2 separate regions of the Homo sapiens genome follow, and region 1 is linked to region 2. Evidence: read pairs that join two places in POLR2A ChIA-PET (ENCODE). Cell type or tissue: endothelial cell of umbilical vein. All regions are shown on one strand. Links, peaks and the distances in the headings refer to the core of each region. The heading gives the core; the rest is flanking DNA.

What was found. Peaks named below come from ENCODE experiments on the same cell type or tissue, not always from the same donor. Only the 100,000 strongest peaks of a DNase experiment are listed, where the experiment ranks them.
Region 1: POLR2A ChIA-PET joins it to region 2 with 11 read pairs; 2 of 35 experiments call an interaction of 5 or more read pairs at or near these places.

What each region holds. Positions count from the first base shown.
Region 1 is chr9:4,260,133-4,265,513 of GRCh38, reverse strand. All of the region lies in intron 2 of GLIS3 (GLIS family zinc finger 3), which reads left to right. Among named protein-coding and RNA genes, the nearest start is that of GLIS3-AS2, 36 kb to the left of the region's middle. In endothelial cell of umbilical vein, for the core only: no CTCF peak of the experiment used is centred there; a DNase peak (open chromatin) is centred at 2,673; H3K27ac peaks cover 939 bases.
Region 2 is chr9:3,878,793-3,884,173 of GRCh38, reverse strand. GLIS3 (GLIS family zinc finger 3) reads left to right here. Exons shown (of 11, transcript NM_001042413.2): 8 at 4,579-4,747. Among named protein-coding and RNA genes, the nearest start is that of GLIS3-AS1, 17 kb to the left of the region's middle. In endothelial cell of umbilical vein, for the core only: no CTCF peak of the experiment used is centred there; no DNase peak of the experiment used is centred there; H3K27me3 peaks cover 2,598 bases.

The sequences.
Region 1 (5,381 bases), core at 185-5,184, 380 kb before region 2:
GCAGTATATAGCACAGCATAGTGGCTAAGGGTATAGAATGTGACGGATGTGAGATTGAATCCCAGTTCTGTCCTGACCAGCTCTGGGACCTTGAGCAAGTGACTTACCCTTTCTAAGGGATAATATCTGTACCTACCTCATAGAAACCTGGAAAAATTAAATAAGGCGATACATTATGCTAGAATTTTAGTATAATGCCTGGTACATGAGAAATGCTACTATGTTAAGTAGCGCATTATGAGATTAGCACAGATGGTAAACCAGATCTTTTCCTATCACCTTTCACCAGATGTAGACCTTGTGAAGGCAAAAGATTGTTATTTCTTTTTTTTTTTTTTTTTTGAGACGGCGTCTCACTCTGTTGCCCAGTTTGGAGTGCAGTGGCGTGATCTCGGCTCACTGCAAGCTCTACCTCCCAGGTTCACGCCATTCTCCTGCCTCAGCCTCCCGAGTAGCTGGGAATACAGGCGCCCGCCACCACACCCGGCTAATTTTTTTTTTTTGTATTTTTAGTAGAGATGGGGTTTCACCATGTTAGCCAGGATGGTCTCGATCTCCTGACCTCGTGATCCACCCACCTGGGCATCCCACCGTGCTGGGATTACAGGCGTGAGCCACTGTGCCTGGCCGAAGATTGTTATTTCACTGAGTATTTGAGAGTCCACAGCTTGCTGTGTGAATAGTAAGGCAAAGTAACTGCACTCACCTTATGTTCTAATGAAAGTAGCAATCAGTGAGTAAATACCTATGATGTAATTTCTTGGGGGTTAATAAGTGCTATAGGGAGAAACAAAGCAGAATAATGGGTTTCAGAGGGATGAGGAGAATATTGTAGAAAGGACATTTAGGGAAGGCTTCTCTGATTTGAGTGAAGAGTGTGGCATCTGCAGACCTAAGGAAGAGTGTTCCCAGAAGAGAAAAAAAGCAAGTGCATTATGTCCTGATTTGATTGAGGTACAGCCAGGTCATTTTGGTTCTTATAGACTGAGATAGGAAGTTCAGAGATTTCAAGTGTGATAGGAACTCTTCCAAGGGTTTTAAGTAAAGAATTAACATGATGTAACTTACATTTTAAAAAAGGACATCGTGTTACCATATTGAGAATAGTCCGGATGGGAAAGCAAGAGTGAAAACAAGACAACCAGTTAGGTTATTGTAGTAGCCCTGGGGAGAGAGATGGTCGCTGGGACTAGCATCATGGTGGTGGTGGTGGGTTTAGATTCAGAGTAGGTTTTGAAGGTAGAGCCAATGGGACTTGCTGAGGATTGGTTGTGCAGCAATAAGAAACAGAAGAATCAGTGAATACCTCTAGGTGTTTGGTTTGAACATGTAGTGAATGGCAATACAATTTCCTGAGATGGAGAAATCTGGAATTGGGGGTCAGAGATCAGGTTTCTGTTCTGAAAATAATTGTATTTGAGATACCTATTAGTTCTTCAAGTGGGGATGTTGGGTACATGGTTGGATATACAAATCTGGAGCTCTGGAGTGAAGTGGGAGATAGAGATAGAAATGTAGGAGTTAACAGCATAGAGATGATATTTGATGTCATAAGACTGCAAAGGACCAACCCAAAGGAGGGAGTGAGGATGGAGAAAATGGCCAATAACTGAGCCATGAAGAAATCAACATTGGAGGCTAGAAAGAGGAAGAAACTAAGAAGATGCAGGCAATGAGGTAGGAAGAAAACCAGGGTAGAGGGTGTCTCAGAAACCAAGTTAACAAGTGAAAGGAAGGAAGGAGTGATCAACTAGGCCAGATGTTGCTGAGACGTCAGATAAGATGAAGCCACAAAATACTCTATTGCATTGGGGAAGATGAAGGTCACTACTGACCTTGACAGGAGTTCAAAGGCCATGTTGTGGCTGGCTTTTTCACTTCTGTGTCTCTGGTGACATACAGTATTTGGAAAATGACAGAAACTTTAAAACATCTGTAGAATGAATGGATGAATGAATGAATGAATGAATTGACAAACCTGAATTTCCTCCTTTTTTTTTGGCCTCAATGCAATCTTTGCTTGTCTTAGACTTTATTTTTCTTTTAGTCTTGCCAGGGGCAAAATTATATGATTATCAATAAAACATACACCTGGCATCTTCTTTCTCTGTTAGTCTGTATTTGGTTCAACATTTATCTCACATGTCAATTAATGAAAAACATCTAAACCATAATAGTTCTTAATAATTGTCTACATTATACTGTAGAGTGAAGTCGTTTTTAAAAACGTGATCTCACCCATCAACACAGAATCACCTGTCCTCTCTGTCCCAGAGTCTGCAGAATATGTCTGTGAGCCACTGAGAAGTTTATCACTTACCCAAAGGATGCTGTGAATTGAATGTGGAACACTTTTAAAAGGGCAGGGCAGAGGTTACTTCAGAGGTCAAGCCCATGGCCATTTCAGTGTGGGTTACATTTTTCTTACTGTGAAATGTAAACCAGAAAGGATACTCCTGATTGGTTGCACTGGAAACATTCTAGCCTTGCCTTTTTCCAAACTATTCTCTGAAGGCACCCTGGGGTGCCACAGTGAATTCATGGAGAGGCTGTGGGATTTTTTTTTTTTTTTTTTTTTTTGAGGCAAACACTGAAACAATCAACATCTGTCAGCTACCATGTGAACTACGGGCTTAAGGTAGTTCATAGTTTTAACACTAGATCACTACATTCCTTTCGGTGAAGTCATATCTGTGAAAAGCTGGGCTTTCAGGGGATGCTGTGATAAATAGCCAGTGTGGTATAAAAATCAATGTGAAGCAGGAAATGGGGTGGCAGAATCCCATCTAATTCCAAAGTTAGAAAAGCTGCATAGTGCCCAGCAGCACATAGGTCTCATTGAAAATTTTGGCTATATAAGAATGAAATAAAAATACCACCTTCTCATCAATTTATATCTTTTTCTTTTCAAATAGTTACTAAGTTGTTAGGACGTAAATATTTATTGAGTTGTTTGGATCTACCTATTTAACTCATGGAACTGTTAGGTATTCCTCTCTGCCTAGAAGTATAATGAAAAAAATACCTGAGACGCCAGAGTGACATGGACTGAGAACATTTGAGAACCTCCGATTTAGCCTCTTGGGCCCCCATCCCGCTGCCCTCTCCAGCTTGCTTGTTTGCTGCCCTGCATCCTTCCCAAATCCATGCCACTCAGCACTCTGTCAAGTGTTTCTGTGAGCCACTGAGTGAATTTGCAAAAATAGCGGGTGTCAGTGAGCAGTGCAGTTTCTCTCAAATGAGGATTTTTACCTTATATCTTGTTGGGGGCCTCAAGAAATGGCTAGTGACACCTCCCATCCAGGAGGTAGCCGGAGAGTTTTCCGTCTCCTTTTCCTTTTTCTCCCCCTTGCACTGCACTATGGCTCCCAGATCCGAGAGCACTCTTCAGTCACATAGTTCAGACACATGGTTAAGGAGACTGTTTGGACTAGACCGGGTCTCTTTCTAGCCATTCATTGCTGTTTTATTTTCCTCTCCATGAAAATATGTTCTAAGCACTAGACAACCACCTTACACAGGAACTTTTAGAACACAGCCCTTTGTATCATGGGGACCCCCTGCATCTGCTGGAGAGCCCTCTTTGGAGACAGTATTACAGGGTACACTAGTTGCGATGTGCTATAATTGGCTCTTAAAAACTCAAAGAAGTCCATATCTGTTCATAGCAAGAGTATGTTTTTTTGAGATTCAAGATAAGAGAGTGAAAAGGACCTATTTTCATGGGTTTGTGAGGCAGTGCCGCTTGCTTTAAAGACTCTCTGAAATGGGAATTGCGTTTAGTGAAATTGCGGGTTTATGGCCATTGACAAAGATGAAAGGCAGAGAAGTGAGTGAGTTACGTAATGTGGCTCCATCCATTCGCTCAGGGGCATTCTAAGGGCTGCCTTTCTTTGCTGAGTAGAGTAACCCTCTTGAGTTCTCTCTCTGGGCCATTGTCACTTCATTTTTGTTACTGGCCTTCTCAGTTTTAGCCTTCAGAATTACTCTGAGCAGTAAGAAAAAGGCCTGGTTTTATTCTACCATAGAGATATTCTTCCCTACCTCTGTTTCTTCCTAATCTCCATGTTTCCATTCATACTTTCACCATCCCTTCTGTTCTCTTTTTATCTTAATCTGTACCCTCCCCTGTCTCCCTTTCTTCCCTCCTCTTCCATCCCTATTTCTCTTCTCTTTGCTTCCATTATGGCAGAGTATCAAGTCCCACGTCTCACTCTCATGTATCCCCAGAGGAAAGAGCTGCTCACATTGAATTGGGAGCGTTTATTCTGCACCTGAGTGGAGCATCAGAGCTTTGCAATATTTTCCGTGTTGAACTCATGGATAGAAGTCAGATGATCCTATGAATGAATTTTACCTTGGGATGAGTTAATCAAGACTCAGTTCCCCAGTCAGTTTTCTGGAACGCCATAAAATTTAGGAAGATTAGCTTGTACTTGCTGCTTGGGCTTAAACATCTCTAATTCTAGTACTACATTGTCTTTAGAGCAGTGTTGACCTGTAGAAATATAATTACAGCCACAAATGTGAGCCATGGATGTAATTTTAATTTCTTTAGTATACACATCTCAATTTGAAGTAGCCACATTTCTGTTGCTCAGTAGCTACATATGCTAGTGGCTACCGTATTAGACAGTACAGCCTTAGGCAGTAATACATGGAGAGAAAGAGAGAGAGGTTTCAGGCCAGTAATGAGCCAGAAGTATTTCTTGAGTGAATGGAGCAAGTGTTTGACAAGTCAGTCCTTTTTTTCTTTTTTTTTCTTTTTTGGGACGGAGTCTTGCTCTGTCACCAGGCTGGAGTACAGTGGCACGATCTCGGCTCACTGCAACCTCCGCCTCCCGGGTTCAACAGATTCTTGTGCCTCAGCCTCCTGAGTAGCTGGGACTACAGGTATGCACCACCATGGCCAGCTAATTTTTGTATTTATCTTTTTTTTTTTTTTTTGAGACAGAGTCTCACTCAGTTGCCCAGGCTGGAGTTCAGTGGCACAATCTTGGCTAACTACAACCTCTGCCCCCCGAGTTCAAGCAATTCTCCTGCCTCAGCCTCCCGAGTAGCTGGGATTACAGGCACCTGCCACCACGCCAAGCTAATTCTTGTATTTTTTTAGTAGAGTTGGGGTTTCACCATGTTGGCCAGGCTGGTCTTGAACTCCTGACCTCGTGATCGACCCACCTCGGCCTCCCAAAGTGCTGGGATTACAGGTGTGAGCCACTGTGCCCGGCCTAATTTTTGTATTTTCAGTAGAGACAGGGTTTCACCATGTTGGGCAGGATGGTCTCAATCTCTTGACCTTGTGATCCGCCTGCCTCGGCCTCCCAAAGTGCTAAGATTACAGGCCATCGGGCCTGGCCCAATGTCAGTCTTTTAAGAACCTT
Region 2 (5,381 bases), core at 100-5,099:
TAATGGTTTTCATTTGGACAAAGAGAACTGCATACTAACCAAATTAACCTGAGCTAAAGGTGCCAGCCTAGAATGCTCTGGTAGCCTATGAGATGGCATCTGAGAACCACATAGATCAACAGATGCTGCTTTGTTAAAATTATAAAGCTCAACTGAGTTACCTCCACCTACCTCTACTGTAGATGGATGAGAGACTGCAGTGAGCCAGGCCACTAAGAAAGAGAAAGCCCATGGCAGCAGGGAGGCCAGTAGCTGGCCTCTGCTGAAGACAAGGCTCACGTATTCATCTCAAGAACAGGATTTTATTTCCTCAGGGAGACTACCATCTCTTAATCACAAAAGCAATAAGAATTTCCAATATGTTCCTCTGCTGTGCTTAATCAGTTGTTCCAGCTGCCAGTCATCAGGTATGTCTGGAAGTTCACTTAGAAGCCCTCTTGCAGCCTTGAAAGCAGTAATGACCCCGGAGTTGACACAGACAATGAAGGCTGCTCCTGTGGGCAGCCTGTGTGTGTCGGCTGATTTGATGACAACAGTTTTGTTAATATTGCCCTGTATCCTGGAGGGATCAGCTCTCTTCCTTATGTTTTGATCGATAGGCCACAATTGTGTGCCCTATTCGTTGAGTTTGGAAAATTATTTTGAATGTGTATGAAAGGAAGTTTTTCCTTTTGCGAATGACATTACAGTTTTACTCTAAGGTGGAGATTTTCTTCCTGAGGTTAAAAATCACTTGGCAAAACCTGAACATTTGTCTGGAACCATATGTTGTGGTGGGAAAGTCTGTATGAAGTCGGCAGATATTCAGACTTAAAACATTAATGGAGATTAGCACCTGCCTGGTGCAGAGTAGGTGCTGGAAAATTGTGTTTGGAAGAATGAATGCATAAAAGAATATTCCTAGACTGTAGTAATTAATAAAGATTGAATTCTGGATGCATGACTGTGATATGGTCAGAAATTCCTAGAAATCAGGATAAGTAAAAGAGCATTTCCTATGCCACAGTGGATCATTGGCAGAGACCAAGGACAATTCTGTTGAAGCCACAGCTCTCTGACTCCAGAGTGTTGTCCATTTTTTTTGAAGGGTATGTGAGATGGGGATTGGATAAATGTTGGAAAGCATGCTTGTGTCTGTTGTTACTTCCTCCAAATTTCTGGTCATCATCTTGGTCACAAGCAACGTCTACAATGAGCAGTCATGGCCTGGACTTGGCATGCAAAGTGCTGTCATGTAGACACTGACTTACAGGCTTCTACTAGGTTGTAATCTCACCTTCTCACCAGAAGTAAGATTTTCCTATACTATAGAAAGTAAAGGCAAGTCATAGACCTTGTTTTCCAGAGAAGTGATTTCCTCCACCCTAGATAAGAAGTACATTTTCCAAATCCAGTTTTTAAATTGAACCCTAAAGCCCTCCCTTTCTTGTTCTCATGGGGCCGTAAAAGAGGACCACTGCCCATTTCTGTCCCCTTCACCAGCCATAGCATTCAAGGGAAGGGCTATGGATGTGGGCTTGACTGGTGGTCAGTCAACACCAGTTGACGTGGGCTTGACTGGCAGTCAGTCAAACCAGCACAGCTGGAGGGCATATTCTGGAGCCCTCAGCCCTATACCTGACACCTCGTGTGCCCCACCTAGCATCCCCTTCACCACCTGTTTCTAGTGGCCTTTGCTAATGCAGCCAGCTAATGCACCAGCCGTAGCATGGTAGCACCTCTCCTCAACTGCACCATGTCCCTCTGGCTTTCTTCCCTGAGGCTTCTCTGATACCCTGATGTTGGGTATCTGTGAGAACATTTAGCCACTCTGGTACACGTGCCCCTCAAAGTGTGAGCAAATTAATCTTGACCAATGGCGCAACCGTCAACAAATGAAAAATAGGAGTTGGTGGATAAATGTTCCTTTCTGTCCCTGTCCTAGTCACTGAGCCCCGAGATTCCATGGGCATTTATATCTTGTTCATCTTTGTTTACTCAATGAACATGAACTGATGCTGTTTGGAGATACCAGGCACCGAGGATGTCTTGTTTCCTGTCCCAGGACCTAGCTTCATGTCTGCCAAATGATAGGTACCCTATACATATTTGTGGAATAATTGCCCGCTAAGAGAAGAATAAAAAGAACACAGTTAACTCTGCATATAGAGCAAATGTAATGAAGTAAGTAGAAAAAGGTAGAGGACATCACAGAAAAAAGCTCAGTAGTATAAATTGTCATAATACATTTGAGTGTGGTCAGTTGTCTGGTTTGGCCAGAGCTTAGGATGCATTGTGGGGCCACAAATGAGTGCATTAAAGTGCTTTTAACACTGTCCAATGATTTATACTAATAGGTCTTGGTATTTTGGTAAAATCGATATATAGAGGTCTGCTCCCTTCATTAAATTACAGTTTCCCCAAGGGCAGGAACACACATAGAGTATCAAGTACGTAATAGACACTTATCAATATGGAATATAAAAATAACGGCTGAATGATAGATGGGTGAACAGATGGATGATGGGGCAGGTGGATGATGGATGGTTTTTCCTGGCTGTTAAATGGGATGAAAGAGAGGTCCTAAACCAGGCTTAACTCTGAGCGAGTGGCAGGCTACAAACAATCCCCAATTTCCCAGCCTATGTCATTGTAGCTAATGCCAAGTATAGCTAATACAGACCTCTGAGAAGCAGCACACTTTCTGTTGGACCATAGAGTAGAGCACAGAGTGTGCACACCAAGTTTCCTTGTTGCCCATTGGGTTGTAAACAGCAGGGGCAATGCTTCCCTTGTGATGAACACATGCACATACATACAAAAAAACCTCTGGGGAAAAATAAATACTGGGTGCATTCAGCAACTACAACAAAATAAATAGGAGAACTCACATTTCTACACTGAAGCAGGAAAAAAAAAAGTTAGCTGTGTTTTCATAGTATCTCTATGACCTTTATTATTCCATTAGATTTTGGAATAGTATATAAAACACCAAGCTCCATGCTGACAAACACCAGTTTTGAAACTATTGCCACAGTCAATCCAAACAGCCTTCTCCCCTGAGTAAAATTATTATTTGGAATACAAGCAGAATTGTGGTTCCCTGAGCTAGCTGAGCATAAATGAGGTTAGTGATTCATAAGGTGACTCTAGTGAGTTTGCAAATATGCAACTTGTATGGAAGCTGACGCACACAACAGAAGCTCAGCCTTGCCTTTCTGAACTGGTAAGCATTTTCAGGCCTCACCACCTCTTTGGAGGACTGTGGTAGGTACAGGCTTCTGAGGACAAGAGTTAACCTGACAGAATGCTGATTTACCAGAAATAAACCCTTCAAATCAGATCACACCCTTGTCAGTAGCTTTTTGAGCGGGAAGATGGTAATTCTGCCTCTTCACATGTTCCTTGAAATACTTGAACTCTTGTTCCATTGGATTAAGCTTTTGGGGGCTAGGTCATCTGGGGTACTTATTCTATCCTGGAGAGGTTGGGGAAAAGTGGTACTGGTATAAAAATACAACTCCCTGAACTTTTAAACCCTCAAATCTTTTCGATAATGTGGCTTCTCTTTCTTAATCCTGAACCTGATTTATTTTTTTAAAAAATCCATTTATTCTTTGATATTAGTAGAGTAAGTTCAAAAAGAACAGAAATGGGTATGGAGCTCAGCATAACTTTGTACAAAGAAGGAAGTTAAAGAGAATCAGCCTAATGCTGCTGCTATGATTGCAGCATAATGAGATGTCTACGGAGTAGGTCCCAGACACTGAGGGAACCTTTCTGATAGACTGTGAAAGTGACAAGCCCCAGTTTCTTCTGTGACATCGTACCAATTAGCTGATCTAAATGGGCACGTATTCACGTTTGAGGTCACATACCGTTCTCGAAGGCTAGGCTGCCCATACGAATGGGACTGTAACTCACTCTCTGTGTCATAACGGGCAACAGTGGGGGGAGATCCCGAAGCTGTGTTTTCGTAGTTTGAGAGACTCCTTTGATGAAGGCCAAGTATATTCATCACACCATCAGGAAAATTCCCTGGGTTAGTTAGACTCTAAAGTTAAAAGGGTGCAGGATCCTACGTTCATGCTAGGATCAGGGAAGCTCCAGTTCTCATTACATTGATTTAGCAGTGACAGAGAGGGGCCCCAGCTGACCTACCGTGGCTCACTGCAGCAGTGAGAAGAGGAAGAAGGCCTGTGCTGTGCCCTTCTCAGTCAGCTGACCAAATATTCTGTTACCTGACTCTCATCCCCTGTGACTGAAAAGTGCTAATACAGAGACCTTGGCACAGATGCAAACAGTACAAGACTGACTAATTATACAGTGTCCAGACAGGGAACTGGCAGGGCATGGCAGCACTTAGGAGACAGACCGTGAACATCAGCCTGAAGCGAGCCAGACGTGAGCTCCGGAGGAACCTGTTCCACCATGAAAATAAAAGCTGTGTGTACCCAAGAAGGGGAGAACTGTTCCCTGAAAACCACTGAGAGAAAAACAAGCAAGCCCCTCAAATATGCTTGCTGTCAGGCTTCGGTATTTAAAAAACGTGGGCTTCCTTTGGGGCACGGTCTCATGTTTGTTCTCCCTTGATTTCAGCTCCCATTTTCTCCAGCAATTATTCAAGCCGAAGTGGAACAGCTGCTGGGGCCGTACCACCCCCACATCCTGTCAGTCACCCTTCTCCAGGACATAATGTACAGGGGAGCCCTCACAACCCCTCCTCCCAGTTACCTCCACTCACAGCTGTGGACGCAGGAGCTGAGAGGTAAGGCCATCTGTCTCTCTCTCCTAATAGGTGTCGCCGCCAAACCTCCCTTCACAGACAAGTGCCTTGACAGTTGCTGAATTTTATTAATAATCCGTTGGTGGGTTGAGTTACCCAAAGGTGACATTTTAAAAGTACATACACAAAGCACGTGGACCAAATATCTCATTATCTGTTTCATTTTTCCACGGGAAAACAAATGAAATGATACTGGCAATAGCCAGCCAAAGTTTCAGATGCTGGAAACACACCAGAATTTCCCTGTCTTTCTACCTTTCATCGGTCTGTTTCAGAGACCCAATTTTAAGGTAATGTATATGCAGGTCGAAGCACTTCCCGATGTCAGATGGTGCCCTCGCCACATAAATCAGTATTGTTAAGGCACAGGATTTTATGTAGGCTGCTCATTGAATACTTTATATTAATATCTGTCTCACAAAGGACTTCTGGGAGAAATTTTTTAAACAACCATGATCTTCATGATATTTTTACTCCTGAATTCTTTATTGGCCCCAGAGGCCTTTCGAGGCCCTTCATACTTCTGTTTCCCAATCTCGTGTGCTTCTGTGTACCACAAACCAAAATAAGAGTCTGCATCTCTTGCTTCTCCATCTCCTTCCCCTTTTTGTGGAGC